2 separate regions of the Homo sapiens genome follow, and region 2 is linked to region 1. A link is a loop called in an ENCODE intact Hi-C map of the cell type or tissue named here. Cell type or tissue: OCI-LY7. All regions are shown on one strand.

Evidence for each region. Hi-C counts contacts between places; a loop is a spot of excess contacts. Peaks named below come from ENCODE experiments on the same cell type or tissue, not always from the same donor. Only the 100,000 strongest peaks of a DNase experiment are listed, where the experiment ranks them.
Region 2: a loop joins it to region 1, with 2.7 times the contacts of the local background. A loop is called at or near these places in 6 of 110 quality-filtered maps.

What each region holds. Positions count from the first base shown.
Region 1 is chr5:156,823,849-156,826,348 of GRCh38, reverse strand. No RefSeq gene overlaps it. Among named protein-coding and RNA genes, the nearest start is that of PPP1R2B, 25 kb to the left of the region's middle. In OCI-LY7, CTCF peaks have their summits at 1,167 and 1,371 (motif pointing right); DNase peaks (open chromatin) are centred at 8 and 1,378; H3K4me3 peaks cover 1,623 bases; H3K27ac peaks cover 2,498 bases.
Region 2 is chr5:156,671,268-156,673,767 of GRCh38, reverse strand. All of the region lies in intron 7 of SGCD (sarcoglycan delta), which reads right to left. Among named protein-coding and RNA genes, the nearest start is that of PPP1R2B, 180 kb to the left of the region's middle. In OCI-LY7, no CTCF peak of the experiment used is centred here; no DNase peak of the experiment used is centred here.

The DNA.
Region 1 (2,500 bases):
TGTTCCTCTTTCTTACATTTTGTTTTCTGTCCTAAACCTGCGATTGCTCCACTTAATGAAGTGCAGGGTGATACCTTCTAAATGCTTCCCCCAATTTAGCATGGAGTCTAGTAGCCTGCGCTTCTGCACAAGGGGGTCGATTTGACTATTCTCTTCTCTTTTCATTTTTCCCCACCTCAGGCCATTTCTGTGTACTTCCTTGAAATCAAAAGGGGCAAAGAGGACATCATCCTCCTTGCGTTTCTTATCCAATTTGGGAGTATCAAGGAACAGTCTCGGGAGTTTCAGCACCTTCTGGGAGCCAGCCTCCTTTCTTGGCCACTGTCTTTTGCATATTATGGCATTCAATTCTCTTTTTTGGTTGTGGCTGATTTATTTATTTTTCTATTTTTTCCACTAGTTTCATTGTGTATGACAGGACAGGGAGTCTGTGAGTCATTTTACTTTTTTTTACCTGAATGTCTGTCTTGAGCCTTTCATTTGTGTCATGATACCAGCTGTTGCCTTTTTCACTAACAAAAAGGCACGTTCCTTGGGTGTTTTTTTCACTAGCATGAAGTCTTCCCACGCTGCTCACCAATGCCATATTCTGAAGTCTGATTTAAAGTATTACAATGAGATGTCAGCTTATGTCAGCATTGGAAGGCCAGGCCACTTATCCTTTTTGACAAAATCAAAAGCGTTCAATGTGAAATAAAAATTACTAAAATACATTTTTTTTTACTCTTTTATTTTACTTCAATCAACAGTCAGACTAAATGTCATCAAGTGTTATATTTGAGATCGTGCTGATTTTAAAACTCTGGTAGTTATTAGCCTATTGGAAGTGAAAGACGTTCTCAAAATGTGTTTTTCCTGCCATTTCTGCCTCGGCCTTCACTGCTGTAGTAACCTCATTATTCCAAATTTAAGGATGTGAGGCTGTGGTGAGATCCTCACAGAAACTAGTCAAATGGAGTTCCTGTCCTCATAATCTCAGATGTTTATTATTTACTTTTCAGGGTTTAGAAGACTAATTAACAAATCAAAGAAATCATTATAAAACAGTTTAGGGTATTTGGGCTTTTACCTCCTGGGAAATAAGCCTTGTATTTTTAAAAGCGTATTTGTTTTCATGATGTAAGGGAAATACATTGTTGAATACAAATGCTTTGATATAATGAATATGTTTAAGCCAAACAAGATATAGCCAGATCCTCACCAGAGAGGCTTAGAAAACAAACCAGTACATGCTATCTTTTGTTTCAGTGTCATTAATTTTTGTTGATCTTTTGTTTCCTGTATCTTTGGGACATGAAGAAGGTTTTGGCAGCACCTAAACGTTTACTCAGCAGTCCTTGGGAATTTTAGGGCATTAAATGGAGCTGGTTAATGGACCACTGGGTGTCAGTATTGTCTTTACTTACCCTGGCAGGAACTGAATCAGGTTGTCCTTTTCAGAGACTTTTGGGTTTTGTTGGAATACAGAATCTTAGATTTTCTGTCCAAACCAGGAGGGGACCATCTAGCACAACCAGCTTTGTTCGTGGATGAAGGGGCTAAGTCATGGAGAAGGAACAGCTGATTCCTGTTCAGGGGTGGTTTCTACCACCCTGAGCTTCCCAAATTTCTACATCAGGATCTCAAACTTAAATGCCCCTAGGGTCAGACAGGCAGGAAAGTCAAGTGGACCCTCCTTAGCCTAATGAATAGAAGGGGTGCTCTTTTTTCTGCATACACATTTGCTGTTTCCTGTTTTCTTGATCAGGCCACTTGGTGTATCTTTACTATCTCCAGTACTGATTCAGAAAAAAAATTTCTTCTATGGTTTAAAAAAGGACTGCAAAAACATGATGATAAAACTCAAACAACCCTTGGCCGCATGTGAGGGAGGCAATAGGGAATGTATAAAGGCGCCAGCAGCGTCACATGCCAGCGAGGTGAGGGTGTCCTCACACAGGTGGGATCTTCAGATTTTTCAAGAGAAATGGGAAATCTGGATTTTTATGTGAATTTTTGTCATTTACATAGGCTGGTTCAAACTTAAAAAATCAAGACCCATCTGTGGGCCAGATATGACACTCCTAGGATAACAAGTTATAATCTCTGTGGACTATAACTTGGATGTTTTATCTTCTAACTTGAATTATTTTGCCTCCAACTTCTAGTTTGAGCTAATTGGCTCTAGCATGATGAGAGAAAGTTCCTTGGGAGATGCATAGGAATTCCTTGTCTTTGGCAACTGCATCTTTTTTTTTTTTTTTTTAATCCAAAGAAAAGAAAATGCATTGTTCAGCTGTCTGACGGGATGGTAGACTAGAAATGTTGAATATCCAGTTAACCTCATTTGATCTAGGAGAGGTTGGGAAAGTTAAGATTACTAACAAATTTTCAGTGCTAGGTAATTTTCTATTGTGAATGTACTAGGAAGGAAGCCATAGAAGGGAAGCACCTAGAAGCCTCTCCCAACCCTGAGAATCTGCCTCTTATAGACAGGAGAGCTGAAAGTCTGAGAGAGCCA
Region 2 (2,500 bases), 150 kb after region 1:
TTCAGCATGAAGCTGCCACGAAGTGTGAAGTGACTATAATTCACATTTTTAAGACCCTGAATTTATTAGCATCTATTTTCTATTCAAGGTTAGGGATATGGTGCTTGGATTGTCAAGGGATTCAAATTCCTCTGTGCTTTGTTATTCTGGAGTGAGTGTGTTTGAGCCCAGATGCCAGGCAAGGAAAATTATCATTAACGAGTCAGGTTATATTTGTGAAAAAAGCTCAAAGAACTGGAAACTCATCTTCCGTTGTGAATAGGAAGCGGCAATGAAAGGTATAACTGGGTAAAAGAGGACTTGGCCTTCCTCTGTGAATTACGACAACCATGCTTGAGAAGATGAATAGGAACCGTAGGCCAGGGGCTTCAAATTAAGCACAGTTCTGCTGAAGCGTGACTATTGCACAGCCCATGAACAAAAAAGGAATGTGAAGTTTTAAAACTGCTTTCAGTAAATGAAAGAGGAATGGATTATTCTCTTTCGGAAATGATATATTATGAATAGAAAAAAGAAAGGCATGAGATAAATATGTGCTTAGGCATAACTACAGACCCCAGGAAAGCTTTGACAGCCCTCCTTCATAAACAATGTGTTGCAGACAGTTACTTATCTTTATGCTGGCTGAACACACACTTTTGAGGGGAATGGATTTGTAATGATTCATCTAACTTGAAACCCCTTGCAGACAATGGCAAAGGTGGAAGACATTTCAGTCAATGAATCCAAAAATGAAGACGTGTAGGGCACTGCGTATGTGTGTAATAGGGGAAGTACAGTGAGCCTAGGGTGTACCAAGAAAGATGTCCTTAGGTTAGGAAAAGACATTAAAGCTGAGACTTGAAAAATAAATAGAATTATCTAGAAAAATGTAGAGACGAGTGCTTCAAGAAAAGAGAACGGCAACATAAAGGCTCTAAGGCACTCTACAGCAAACAAGAGAAGGGCAGGATATCTAAAGCCTACGGACAGGGGACAGAGGACTTCTGATTAAACGCTGAACTGAACACCTTTGTCTACCTCTGCTCTTTCCTGAAACACTCATACAATGGCTATAAATGGACCCTAAAATGACCCAAACCCATAAGGATGAAGGGACGAAGGGAGAGAGAAGAAGTAAGAACAGAAGAAACATGTCAACAATGCTTTGGAAGTTGAAAAGCAAGCAACAAATAGTAATTTCCTTGGCAGATGACGGGAAGCTAAAAGCTAAGAGCCTGTGGGTTTGGTGAAGACAGAGCTGTGGGTTGATTCAAGCTGTAAATTCATGGCCAGGCCCAGGAATCAGAGCTACCAGGCACCTCTGTGGCTGGGAGCATCTGGTGGGGCTGCACTCAGGAAGATTTGTTTAGGTCTCTGTGAGAAACCATAAGACCCCTAGAGACTGTTTCTTCACTATGTACATCCTGGCAACCAGACCACCCTTACTGTTTAAGACTTGAGGTTAACTCTGGAATCTGTGATACCAGGACAGCTGAGGGTAACAGTGCTGGACTAAAAATGGAATTATATGAAAACTTACATATTTAAGAGTGAAACCTCCAACACTCCAATATGAACAATATTGACAACCAGATGTATCCCAAGCAAGGGATTAGGATTTCTCTCTGGGGAAAATGACCAGCCCAAGAGAAAATACCTACAGATTCTGACATTTGGGGTCTGATATACTTTGGATATTTATCCTTTTCAAATTTATATTAAAATGTGGCTCCCAGTGATGGAGGCAGGGCCTAGAGGAGGTGTTTGGGTCATGGGGGCAGGTCCCTAATAAATAAACTCTACTGTGCCTTCACAGTGGAGTTCTCACTCTATTATTTCACATGGGAGCTGGTTGTTTTAAAGAGCCCGGTGTCTCTTTCTTATTCCCTTTCTCTTGCCATGTGACATGCTGGCTCCTCTTGTCTTCTGCCACAGGTAAAAGCTTCCTGAGGCTTCACAAGAAGCCTAGCAGATGCCAGTGCCATGCTTCTTACACAGCATGTGGAACTGTGAGCCAAATGACCCTCTTTTCTTTATAAATTACTCAATCTCAGGTATTCCTTTATGACAATGCAAAATGCACTGACACAAAGCATCCACCTAAAAATCCCAGCTCATGCTTCTACCTAGAAGCCTGCCACCCAATAAGTCCCATCTATGTACACAAAACTTTCCAGCAGACTCTTACTGCTTCATTCTTAAAAATGAATAGGGCCAGGCACAGTGGCTCATGCCTGTAATCCCAGCACTTTGGGAGGCCGAGGTGGGTGGATCACCTGAGGTCCAGAGTTCGAGACCAGCCTGACCAACATGGTGAAACCCCTTCTCTCCTAAAAAATACAAAAATTAGCCAGGTGTAGTGGTGTGAGCTTGTAATCACAGCTACTCAGGAGGCTGAGGCGGGAGAATCACTTGAACCCAGGAGGCAGAGGTTGCAGTGAGCCAAAATTGAGCCACTGCACTCCAGCCTGGGTGACAGAGCGAGACTCTGTCTCAAAAAAAAAAAAAAAAAAGAATC